Linked DNA regions of Homo sapiens: region 1 is linked to region 2. The links are chromatin contacts, found by Hi-C in ENCODE. All regions are on one chromosome and are shown on one strand. The core of a region is the stretch at or near the end of the contact, and the rest is flanking DNA. Distances in the headings are between cores, read along the strand shown.

Region 1 (7,129 bases), core at 4,267-6,766, 410 kb after region 2:
AATTTAAACTGAAGATGCAAAACATTCTCATATAGGCTGAAACATTTTTATTTGTGAGGTCTTTATCTACATTATATAATGATACAAATATATCTAAATAAGTGGATTTTTCATATTATTAGGATTCAGAATTAAATAATAACTACATTTTGTCTCTTTGTATTTGGCTGAATGTATATAGTACATTTTCACCTATTTTCCTTCTAAAATACTGCTCATCACATCTGATATAATTGAATAAAATTGTTAACTATTTATCAAAATGAGTTTTGATATATTTTCAAATGCAACAAGAAATTGGAAAAAAAGATGTACTATGGCTCCTTTTATACTATCTTTTATGTGTTTATAATTTGTTTTATATTACTTGGAAGAAAATTATTTGGCTTCAGGCTTATTCAGTGAGCTCAGGAGTATCCTATAGAAAAAGAAAAAAAATTACCAAAGCACTATTAAAATGTCCAGCATAGCTACTTATTTAAAACAACCCAACAGCTTAGTTTTCTACATGTTATGAAACTTCCTGCTTCAAGAAACACTATAAATACATAGACAGTTTTCCAATTCAGAGAATTAATTTAAAAACTAAATGTGTTTTGCATTTTGTCCTATAGAGTTCGTAGGACTAGCTTCTTTTAACTGAAAAAAAAAAATAGAAAATCTCACTTTACACTATTGTTTTCCTCTGAATTGCTGATTAATTGACTGACTACTTTTTATTTTGTTACTAAATAGTCAATTTAAAATATAGAAAAAGTGTGGAGCAAAATGGTAGAATAAAAGCTTATATTCTTTGTGTTCCTCCCCCCAGCACCCACTGGAATACTGCATTTTAACAACTATCTGTACAAAGAAAAGCATTGCCAGCAAGAATAAAAAATCGGGTGAGCACAGTACCCAGTTTTTTTTTGTTTTTTTTTGTTTTTTTTTAAAGACGGAGTCTCACTCTGTTGCCCAGGCTGGAGTACAGTGGTGCAATCTCGGCTCACTGCAATCTCCACCTCCCGGGTTCACGCCATTCTCCTGCCTCAGCCTCCCAAGTAGCTGGGACTACAGGCACCCACCACCACACCTGGCTAATTTTTTTGTATTTTTAGTAGAGACGGGGTTTCACCGTGTTGGCCAGGATGGTCTCCATCTCCTGACCTCGTGATTCGCCCGCCTTGGCCTCCCAAAGTGCTGGGATTACAGGCGTGAGCCACCGCGCCCGGCCTATAACAACTTTTACAGTTTCTACAAAGCATGTTTATTATATAAATGTTTACGATTTCTACATAATAGTATACAGTTAAAAAAAACTATTGCAATAAAACTTTCTATAATTAAATTAAGAAAATTCATAAACCTTTAGGCATACTAAATAAGAGAGGAAGAGAGTGACCCAAATAAATAAAATCAAAGATGAAAAAGTAGACATTACAGCTGTTACAGCAGAAATTCAAAGGATCATTAATGGCTGCTATAAACAACTATATGCCAATAAATTGGAAAATGAAGAAGAAATGGATACATTTCTAGACACCTACAACCTACCAAGAATGAACCATGAAGAAATCCGGAACCTGAACACACCAATAACAGGTAACAAGATCCCATAATAAAAACTATCCCTGTAAAGAAAAACCCAGGACCTTATGTCTTCACTGCTAAACTCTACCAAACATTTAAAAAAGAATAGAAATCCTACTCAAACTGTTCCAAAACGTAGAGAAGAAAGAAATACTTCCAAACTCATTCTACAAAGCCAGTATTACCTTGATACCAAAACCAAAGACACATCAAAAAAATAAAATTACAGATAAATATCTCTGATGAATGTTAATGCAGAAATCCTCCACAAGATACTAGCAAACCAAATTCAACAATGCATTAAAAGATCATTCATCATGATGAAGTGAGATTTAACCCAGAAATGCAAGAGTGGTTCAACATATGCAAATCAGTCAATATGATACATCATATCAACAGAAGAAAAAACAAACACTATAGGATCATTTCAATTGATGCTGAAAAAGCATTTAATAAAATTCAATCTCGCTGCATGATAAAATCTCCCAAAAAACTGGGCATAGAAGGAGCATATTTCAACATAATAAAAGCCATAGCCATATATGACAGACCCATAGTTAGTATCATTCTGAATGGTGAAAAACTAAAAGCCTTTCCTCTTAGATCTGGAACATGACAAGGATGCCCACTTTCACTACTGTTATTCAACAAAGTACTGGAAGCCCTAGCTAGAGCAGACAAGAGAAGGAAATAAAGGTCATGTGAATTGGAAAGGAAGAAATAACATTATCATTGTTTGCAGATGGTATGATCTGATATATGTTGAAACCTAAAGACTCCACCAGAAAAACTATTAGGACTGATATACAAATTTAGTAAAGTTGCAGGATTCAAGACCAACATACAAAAATCAGTAGCATTTATATATCCCAATAGTGAACCATTTGAAATAGAAATTTTAATATGTAATCCTATTTGCAATAGCCAAACATAAAATTAAATACCTAGGAATAAACTTAACCAAACAATCAAAAGACCTGTGCAGTGAAAACTATAAACACTAATGAAAAAAAATTGAAGAATGCCCCAAAAATTGAAAGATAGTCCATGTTAATGGATTGGAAGAATCAATATTGTTAAAATGTTCTTACTACCCAAAGCAATCTACAGATTCAATGCAATTCCTATCAAAATACCAATCACATTTTTTCACAGAAATAGAAAAAAAATACCAACATTTATATGGAACCATAAAAGGCCCAGAATAGCCAAAGCTATCATGAGCAACAAAACTGGAGGAAATCCATTACCTGACTTCAAAATATACTACAGAGCTGCAATAACCAAATCAGCATGGTATTGGCATAAAAACAGACACATAGATCAGTGGAACAGAGCAGAGAACTCAGGAACAAAGTCACACATGTACAGTGAACTCAATTTTGACAAAGTGCCAAGAACATACATTGGGAAAAAGACAGTCTCTTTAATAAATGGTGCTGGGAAACTGATACCCATATGCAGAAGAATGAAATTAGACCATTTCTTCTGTACCCTGTATCTTACAATATACAACAATCAAATCAAAATACATAAAGACTTAAATCTAAGACCTCAAACTATGAAACTACTACAAGAAAACATTGAGGAGACTCTCCAGGATATTGCCTTGGCAAAACGTTCTTGAGTGATACCCCAAAAGCACAGGCAACCGAAGCAAAAATGGATAAATTGACAAATGGCATTATATCAAGTTAAGAAGCTTCTGCATGGCAAAGGGAATAATCAACAAAGTGAAGAGGCAACCCATAGAATGGGAGAAAATATTTGTGAACTACCCATCTGAAATGATTAATAACCAGAATATGTAAGGAGGGCAAACACTCTATAGGGAAAAATTTAATAATCTGATTTAAAAATGGGCAAAATATTTGAATAAACCTTTCTCAAAATAAGACATACAAATGGAAAAAAAGCAGGCATATGAAAAGGTGCTTAATATTATTGACGATCAGAGAAATGCAAATTAAAACTAAAATGATATATCATCTCACCCCGTTTAAAATGGCTTTAACCCAAAAGTGAGGCAATAACAAATGCTGGCAAGGATGTGGATTAAAGTGAATGCTTGTACACTGTTAGTGGGAATGTAAATTAGTATAACCACTATGTAAGACAGTTTGGAGGTTACTAAAAATAGAACTACTATATGATCCAGCAATCTCATTACTGGGTATATTCCCAAAAGAAAAGAAATCAGTATATCAAAGGTAATCTTAAAACATTTCTAGGATACCTGCACTCCTATATTTGCTGCGGCACTGCTCACAATAGCCAAGATTTGGAAGCAAACTAAGTGTCCATCAACAGATGAATGGATAAAGAAAATGTAGTACTGATACACAATAGAGTACTATTCAGCCAGAAGAAAAGAAAGTGATTCTATCATTTGCAACAACATAGATGGAATGGGAGGACATTGAAATAAGTCAGACACAGAAAGAAAAACATTGTATGTTTTCACTTGTTTGTGACATCAAAAAATAGCAACAATTAAACTAATGGAAATAGATAATAGAAGGATGGTTACCAGAGACTGGCAAGGGTAATGGGGGAGTGGGTGGGAGGTGGGGATGGTTAATGGGTACAAAAAATAGAAAGAAAGGAAAAAACCTAATATTTGATAGCACAACGGGCCACTGTAGTCAACAATCAGTTAAAATACATTTAAAAATAAATAAAATAGTCCAATTGAATTGTTTGTAACACAAAGAATAAATGCTTGAGGGGATGAATATCCAATTTTCCATGATGTGATTATTATGTATTGCATACCTGTACCCAAATATCTCATACATTCCATAAATATCTATACCTATTATGTACCCACAAAAATTTAAAATTAAAATAAAAAGATATTAGATAAGAATTTACTTGAAACTAAAGACACAGAGAAGTGAAGGCACATTTATTTCATCAACCCCAATAAGAAAATCTTTCAAACACCTACAGTATTTTGCCTCCTCCTTGCCTCCAATCCTTAATATATTTGACATAGCAACTTCACTATTTGGTACACTTACATTTATGTTCTTCTTCAGTTTCTTGCCTGCCCATTTGCTTCTCTTGTTTCCTTGATATTTCCCCACTTGATAACATACCCTGATACTAGCTATTGAACAACACCAGCATTTGATTTTTAAGAGTTAATATAAGTAAAAACTTTGGATTATTAAATAAATATTTCTTGTATTAGTACAGCAATTGTTTACTATATACTTCTGTAAGTGTGAAAGATAATGATTCTTCTCTTTCCTCTTTGTAAATGCTAGTCAATGGAATGACTTTGAATTTGAGATCCTTACCCATATCTCAGAAATCAAGATTGCTTGAAGAAATTATCTCAACTTATCTTAGGTTATAGAAAATATAAAAAGGCTTCTTCAGAGAGTATTTATGATGTATTCTTAAGACATTTCTAGGAAATGGAAAGGAGAGCGATGGTGCTCACGCTTAGAAAACACCATTTCTTCCCGTTAGTATTTTTCAGTACTCACTCAAAAAAGGACAAATGCTCTGGCAACATGTGCTTTATTCTCTGCCTTTTAATGTTATTTATGCAATAATTAACTCATTAATTAATTTAATACCTATTGAGTACAATATCTAATGAGCTAGATAATATATATACATTTTGGAAATACAGCAATAAATATGTACTCATGTACAGGCAGGAGTATATATATAATATAAATATGTACTCATGTAGAAGGAGGAGTACATATATAGTATAAACACGTATCTAGTGATAAGTAGGAAGAAGCACTGTATAAAGCAAGGGAAAGTTGATACAGAGCAGAGGGTATGTTTATAGGGTGAGATGGCTTCACAGTATGGCTATACTGAATTAAGTTGTGGAATAAGCCAAGTACTCATACATGCCTGTATCCAGGTAGAGGGCTAAAATGCAGGCAAGAGCATACTTGACGTATTTTAGGAGGAACAATAATGTTATTGTGGCTTTAGCTAAGTAAGACGATCAGAAAATTTTTCTACCAAAGTAACTATTAAGCTGGGCAAAATTGAGAAACAACAAAATAACCCCACAAATATTTCAGTGTTCTCAAAATGGCCCAAAGGTGTATAATAATCAGAGAACTATGCATTCTTGAAAAGCTGTCAAATGTGGAGTCAGAACACAAAGAATCTATGCCTTCCCCCGCAGGCCTATTCCTATCACCACCTCCCTACCCCAGTTGGGTAGGCATGGAGCTTCTACTATGGTGAGACAGTCCATGAGGGATGGCAGCCTCCCTGCCATAGTCTAAGGAAGCTCACTTATTTTCAAGCATTGGGTGATGCAGCTTCATCCTTGATTGCAATGATGATCTCAGATAAGTAAGGAGAGCCAACAGCTTTACTAGCCTGAGGTTTCTGTCTTGGTTGCAGCAAACATATTCTTCGTTGAGTTTGCTCTCCTGTTTAGAGAAGACAGAGAAGGCCTAAGTTAACCCCACACTCCTGGAAAACCCTGAAGCTGTGCTTTTGCACACTGAGGAAGGGCAAAATAGAGCCCACTGAAAAGTACACTCCAGGGCAACCATGAAAACCCCGAAGGCACTTATTACCCACAGAGATCCATTTTCAGCTGAGGGATTTCTTGCTGGATCAAGGCATTTGAGAATAACTTCTCTCCAATCACTGACCACTAAGCTACGCATATAGAGGAGTGAACCCTAGGAAGCCCAGTTTAAAAATACTATCAAGAAAACCCCACAAACAGTAAGAAGGAACATCAGCTGCCACACAATGCAGGGAGACGTATTTCACAGAACTACACTAGGTCCTAAGTAAAGAAACAGCACACAAACCAAAAATCCAGAAGCAGCAGCAAATGTCACAGCAATATATCCAAAAGAAAGAAAATCAGTATGTTGGAGAGATATCTCCACTCCTGTGTTTATTACATCACTATTCACAATAGCCAAGATATCAACGGAAGAATGGATAATGAAAATGTGGTACATATGTACAAGGAAATAGTATTCATCCATAAAATGAATAAAATTATGTCATTTGGAATAATGTGGCTGGAACTGGAGGACATTATATTAAGTGAGATAAGCCAGACACAGAAAGACAAATATTGCATGTTCTTGCTCATATGTGGAAGCTCATGGATATAGAAAGTGTAATAATGTTTACCAGAAGCTGGGAAGAGTAGTGTGGAGAAGGGGATACAGGGGGGCTGATTAATGGGTACAAAAGTATAGTTAGTTAGAGAGTATGAATAAGATCCAGTGTTCAGTAGCACAATAGGGTGACTATAGTTAACAATAATTTATTCTATATTTCAAAATAAATAGATGAGTAGATTTGGAATATTGCCAACACAAATAAGTGATAAATATTTGATTAATTACCTGATTTGATCATTACACATTGTATCATGTATCAAAATATCACATGTACCCAATTAATATGTGGAAGTATTAAGTACCCATAAAAGTTTAAAATCAACATTAAAAACTTTGTAATTCAGAGATACCATGAAGAAAAGAAAAAGACTGGGAGAAAATATTAGCAAACCATATAACAAATCGATTATGATAAAAACAAT
Region 2 (6,599 bases), core at 531-3,030:
TCTGCCTCCTGAGTAGCTGGGATTAAAGGTATGTGCACACACACCCAGCTAATTTTGTATTTTTAGTGGAGATGGGGTTTCACCATTTGGTCAGGCTGGTCTTGAACTCCTAACTGCAGGTGATCCATCCGCCTGGGCCTACCAAAGTGCTGGGATTACAGCCATGAGCCACTGCGCCTGGCCACATGAGCAGAATTTTGTGTGGAAATAAGTTTTCATTTCTTTGAGATCAGTTATGTATTTGTTCTGTTTCTTTTTCCAACTTTTTAAAAAATTTCAGCTGGAATAACTTTTAACTAATTGTCTTCAAATTCAATGATTCTTTTCTCTGCTGTGTTCAATTTGCTGATAACCCACTGAGGACATTCTCATTTCTTACACATATGTATGCGTGTGTGTATGTTTGTGTGTGTGCGTGCATGCGTTTTCATTAATCTCATTTTTATAGTTTCCATTTCTGTGTATTATAATATTCTATCTCTGGTTATGCATATTTGATACCTTTTCCACTAGATTCTTTATAATGCAAAAGTTATTTATAAATATTTTTTTCCCTAGTAATTCCAACATTTGGGCCCTTTATGTATCTTCTTCTTTTGATATCTATTGAATGTGGATGATTTATATTCATGGTGTGTATGTGTGTATACATTTCTTTATTGGATTACAGACATATTATGTATATAAACAATAAAAATTGAGATAAATAATCTTTGTGCCCAGTAATAGACATGCCTTTTCTTTTTTAAATTGTTAAAGGTTATGTCAAAAAGACTCAGGTGTCATATTGAAGAGGCTGCCACTGGGCAAACATGATACAATTTGAGCTCCAAAAGTGGTAATATGTAAGACTAAATTAAATTCATCAAATATGTTTAAAGTCATAATTTCTTAATAATAATAATTAGACAATTTTAGGAAAATAATAGGGAAGCAAATCATTATCCTTAAAATAAGATATAAAAGGAAAAGATTTATCCTGTCCTTCCAAAGGAGTTATATTACTATGAAACCAAATAGTAGTTGCTATGGTCTGAATACTCATGTCTCCCCAAAATCTCTGTTTTGAAATCCTCACTCCCAAGTTGGATGGTTTCAGGAGGTGGAGCCTTTGGGCAATGATTAAGTAATAGGTTGGGCCCCTCGTGAGTAAGATTCATGCCCTTATAAGAGGTCTGAGAGACATTCCTCATCCCTTCCACCATGTAAGGACACAGAAACAAGGCACTGTCTATGAGCCAGGAATTGGGCTCTGACCAGACACTGAATCTGCCTTGGCCATGGACATTCCAGCTTCCAGAAGTAAGAGAAATAAATTTCTAGTTTGTGGTTATTTGTTATAGTGGCCCAAGTGGACTCAGGCAGTAATTGAACCGTGTTTTTACCTTTAATTTGGCTATTGCCATTTGCTACTCACTAGGCAGCAGCAATTGATTTAGTCATGGAAGGTCAACCACTGATTATACCACAAGACGTGCTTCTTGATAAAACAAGACAATACCTATAGTCTTGCCAAAGGAATTGAAAATGAATCTGAGGAAAACTCTGGGGCCAACTGGCAATTTGCAAAAAGTATAAATGACAGAGGAACATCCTGAAATGAGTATGCAATCAGCAAAATCCAGACTGCAGAAAAACCTAAATGTCAAACATCACATGATTTTCAACAAATAAGTTACAAGGAAATAAAAAGGACAGAAGGGAATCTGTAAATTAGAAAAGACTGAAACATAAAATTAAAATAAAGTTGGCAAGACTAAACTGTTATTTGGGAAGCACACCTGGAGGATAAAACGTTGATAATATGAAAGGAAATGACTAATATAAGAGTCAGGATGCTGGCTAATCTTGAGGGAAAGGGTGGTTTTGAGACTGAATCTGAGCCCATGAGGAGCCTCTACTGTTTGTGGCTTTGTTATATTTCTTGGATTTTGTAGTTTTTACCTTATTAAAATTTATAAGAATTTACTAAGCCATGTGACTGCTGTTTACAGTTTTCTTCCATCTGTATTCTATTTTACATTTAAAGAGGCTTTTTAAAAAGACAGAGAAGATCATTTTACATATTAATCCTTAATAATTCAGAAGGGCACAATGAAACTGCACTGAGATACTAATAGAAAATAAAAACAAACACGTTTTTCTTTTTCTTTTTTTTTGAGACCGAGTCTCACTCTGTCGCCCAGGCTGGAGTGCAGTGGCATGATCTCGGTTCACTGCAACCTCCGCCTCCTGGGTTCAAGCAATTCTCCTGCCTCAGCCTCCTGAGTAGCTGGGATTACAGGTAGGTGCCACCATGCCTGGCTAATTTTTGTATTTTTATAGATAACACGGTTTCACCATGCTGGCCAGGCTGGTCTCAAACTACTGACCTCAGTTGACCCTCCCGCTTCAGCCTCCCAAAGTGGTGTAATTACTGGTGTGAGCCATCGCTCCTGGCCTACATTTTTCTTTATGTGAAAAGAATCAAAGAACATCAATGTACTCTTTCTTGTTAATAGTTTCCAAAAAGTCATTTATTTGATGACTGGGTAGATCCCATTATTTAATTATTTTGAAAAGTACATATTTTATTTTATTCATGAGTCATGGTCATTTTAAGAGTTTGGATTTCACCTGAACAGAATTGTGGTTTATTTTAACATTCAATGAAATAATAGATCAATTCAACAAACTACACATTTCACACTTGCTTTGAGATAAATTGACCTTCACCGAATTAGCTTCTCTTCACAAGGTAACCTATATAAAAAATGCCAATTTGCATGAAGACCTTTTAAAAGACAGCAGGGGTTCAGTACAAGCTACTGAGAGTTTTCTTGTTCTCTAACAGAAATTCACTCAAGAATAATGAAAAGTGACTTTTTCATGCACCTTCCTTTATTTTCGTGCCTGAAATCACAGATTGTACACAAAGGGAATGTGCTAAGCTGAACATAGGCAAGAAACAGCAATGGCAGCAACAACAAAAGTTAGTGATGCATTGAAATCTATATATCGTTATGTAGTCCCTCCCCATATATATATACAGACATAGAAGGGACTACATAACGATATATAGATTGTATATATGTATATATATATATAGAGAGAGAGAGAGAGACAGATTTCTCTCTATTTCTTGATTATATATTATATAATATATAATATGCTATATTATATATTACATAATATGTAACATTCTATTTCTTGATTATATATTACATATATATATAATCAGCAAACTGCTATTCCCAGAAAAATTATTTAAGCAATACCTCTTTCACTTCCTTAAGAAAAAGCAATACTGGATTAGAAATATTTTTTAAAAATTAAACATTCTATGAAAGTGACCTGTGAATGCACAATCAGTGCTTTTTGCTCTTGTTATACATGCAAAGAGGTATGGAGAGTGCCAGTAGGTTTTAATGTATTTACAGCATTGAACATAAAGGTCAATCATCTAAAAAGAAAAAGGCATCAGCAGTTAGAAACTGCATTCCAATGCATAGATTTGCAGCCAAAGAATTTTATTATTAATGAGACACAAAGAGAGCAAATAATTTTCAGATGCAATTTATGAAGATTAGATATCATCTGTATAACAGAAAGAAGCAAAGATCAATATATTCACATTTTACTTGTTTTGCTGCTAAGCATGTCTGTCGATTTATTTTTGTAAATATTGTCTTTTTATTGTTATTACTTCTATGATCTACATTAACAAGGTTAGTAAAAAATCTTCCTGTCGATGGCGACTTTACTATAATATATATATATATGTAATTTTTTTTGAGACGCAGTCTTACTCTGCTGCCAGGCTGGAGTGCAATGGCACAATCTCGGCTCACTGCAACCTCCACCTGCCGGGTTCAAGCAATTCTTCTGCCTCAGCCTCCCGAGTAGCTGGGACTACAGGCACGTGCCACCATGCCCGGCTAATTTTTCATATTTTTAGTAGAGAGGGGGTTTCACCTTGCTGGCCATGCTGGTCTCAAACTCCTGACCTCGTGATCTGCCTGCCTTGGCCTCCCAAAGTGCTGGGATTACAGGCATGAGCCACCGCGCCCGGCCCTTTACACTATTTACTTACCATAATTTTTACATTCTAAGTATGAAGAATTCATTCTAGTTGAATTTTTCCCCCACTGGGTGTTAGATTCTTAGTTTTCCTCTAGATGGCGGAGTAGTATTCTAAATGTAAAAGATGTCCTTTGTGATAAACATTTTAAACATTTATGTTGTATTTGCCAGCCTGGTTGAAAAATATTTTTCCCCTTTTCTGCAGTTAAAACAGAGTACATTCATGTGGTATATTTTGAAATTGGCATATACAATGAAATAAGGAACAAGTAAGTGCAATATTTTTAAAGTTAATTAAGTGATAGCATATGGAAAAGTGTAGTAATGTTTGATATATTTACATTCACCAAATAACCTATAAACAGTCCAAGAGGCTTTAACATACCATATCTTACCCTCAAGAGTATTGCTTGGCATTCTGTTTTGCAGCTTTTAGTATTTGTCGCAGAGTTCCTGATGAAAGAACGCTAAGAAAAACCCCTTGTGGTAGTTTAGTGCAACTTGCGACAAGAGAATTTCCCATCAAACTTTCAGGACAAATATGTTGAAGAGCAGTTCTCAGTCTAAAATGGAGTTTCAGCAACACTGTTGTGAGCTCTTCCAAATGTCCTGTATTCCCTTTCTCCACATGTTCTCAAGCAATAAATTGAAGCAGCTTACAAACTATCTATTTCCTCTGCAAACACACAGGGTGGTTGCGATTCTGAATTAAGAGACTTACAAACTGAGGAAGCCTTTCAGTCTTTCCCCATTTCTAGCCTCATTGCCATAAGAGTATTTGTATGGCATTTACAGCTTCCAAGCAGCCATTTTTGGTATTTCGCTGATGGCATCATATGTGAATTTGATTTTTATGTGGAACATCTATATCTTCCCTGGTTTCCTATATAGAGCCCAAAATATAGAAGCACAAAGTATGACAGATAAACAACAGATTTAGTAAATAAGACAGTGGTATTAAACTTAATAAGAAGAGATAATGTCAAAGCTATCCTAGTATGATAAACGTATGAGATCTATAAAGAATAACGTCAACAAAACTTACTAAGAAGGGAACTATTGTTAATCTTTTCCTCCTGAGTCAAATATATCATTTCAGGTTTTCAGTACCTGGGACATGCAAGTAAAACAAGGGCAATAATTATTAATTGGGAGGGAGATAAGCAAGTATTTCTCACTAGAATCAAGTTAATTGTTGGAAAGCAGGCATTCCAGAGACAATTGCTTAAAATGCAATACTTTTGGCCTGGAATGTTGTACTCCCGTATGTCAGAGAGAAGACATTACTCAACTCTTCTTAACTTAATTCAATGAAAATATAATTTTATATAAATGTGAACTATTCTTCCTCTTTTGTGGAAATATAAAGGTAGGATTGCAATCCTACTTTATTCTTATCTTTATTCCAATGTTCTTATTGCTTAAGAAAGACTGGGACTTATTAAATGGAAAATGAAGAACATTTTGAAAAAATAGTATACAATGTGCTAATTTATCTAGTCAAATTATAAAAATAAAATTGTACGGTAAAGATACCATTTCAACAAATAAGATAAGAAGGCTTTTGCTTTAAATATTCAGATATCTAAGATTTAGCATTTGATTCTGATTATATTAAGAAAAATTCTTGTATTAGTCTGTTCTCATGCTGCTAATTACCACAGACTGGGTAATTATAAAGGGAAGAGGTTTAATGGACTCACAGTTCCACATGGCTGGGGAGGATATATTTATTTTGTTGCCATTATGTATTTAATTTTCAATTATTTATCCAAATCACATGCAATATTGTACAACCAATATTTTAGGCCTCACAATCATGGCGGATGGCAAAGGAGGAGCAAAGGCATATCTTACATGGCAGCAGACAAGAGAACATGTGCAGGGGAACTGCCCTTTATAAAACCATCAGATCCCAGGAGACTTATTCACTATCATGGGAACAGCATGGGAAAGACCCGCCCCCAAGATTCAATTACCTCCCACCGGGTCCCTCCCACAACACATGAGGATTATGTGAGCTACAATTAAAGATGAGATTTGGATAGAGACACAGCCAAATCATATTAATTCTCTATTCTCATCTTCATTTTACATATGCGTTGGGAATAGGCCCCCAAACTCTGGCCATAAGGGGCCCCAAAACTGGCCATAAACAAAATCTCTGCAGCACTGTGACATATTGGTGGCCATGATGCCCACACTGGAAGGTTGTGGGTTTACTGGAATGAGGGCAAGGAACACCCAGCCCACCCAGGGCAGAAAACTGCTTAAAGGCATTCTTAAACCACAAACAATAGCATGAGTGATCTGTGCCTTAAGGACATACTCCTGCTGTAGATAACTAGCCCAACCCATCCCTTTATTTCGGCCCATCCCTTTATTTCCCATAAAGAATACTTTTAGTTCAGCTATAATCTATAGAAACAATGCTTATCACTGGCTTGCTGTCAATAAATATGTGGGTAAATGTCTGTTCGAGGCTGTCAGCTCTGAAGGCTGTGAGACCCCTGATTTCCCACTCCACACCTCTATAT

Evidence for each region. A loop is a pair of places that touch in the nucleus more often than their neighbours do. Pooled maps may share reads with other maps.
Region 1: a map of MCF 10A shows a loop between it and region 2 (5-fold over the local background). The contact joins two enhancer-like sites. A Hi-C loop is called at or near these places in 4 of 168 maps with a recorded cell type or tissue (Caco-2, MCF 10A, PC-3 and 1 more), 2 of 37 single-sample maps with no recorded cell type and 5 of 50 pooled maps.

What each region holds. Positions count from the first base shown.
Region 1 is chr13:81,467,940-81,475,068 of GRCh38, forward strand. No RefSeq gene overlaps it. Among named protein-coding and RNA genes, the nearest start is that of LINC00564, 240 kb to the left of the region's middle. Within about 2 kb of position 5,517, at least 2 of the 41 ENCODE cell types and tissues checked have a DNase peak (open chromatin) inside an H3K27ac peak, as active enhancers do; they include mammary epithelial cell, where a contact is called at or near this core.
Region 2 is chr13:81,057,256-81,063,854 of GRCh38, forward strand. No RefSeq gene overlaps it. Among named protein-coding and RNA genes, the nearest start is that of LINC00377, 42 kb to the left of the region's middle. Within about 2 kb of position 1,781, at least 2 of the 41 ENCODE cell types and tissues checked have a DNase peak (open chromatin) inside an H3K27ac peak, as active enhancers do; they include mammary epithelial cell, where a contact is called at or near this core.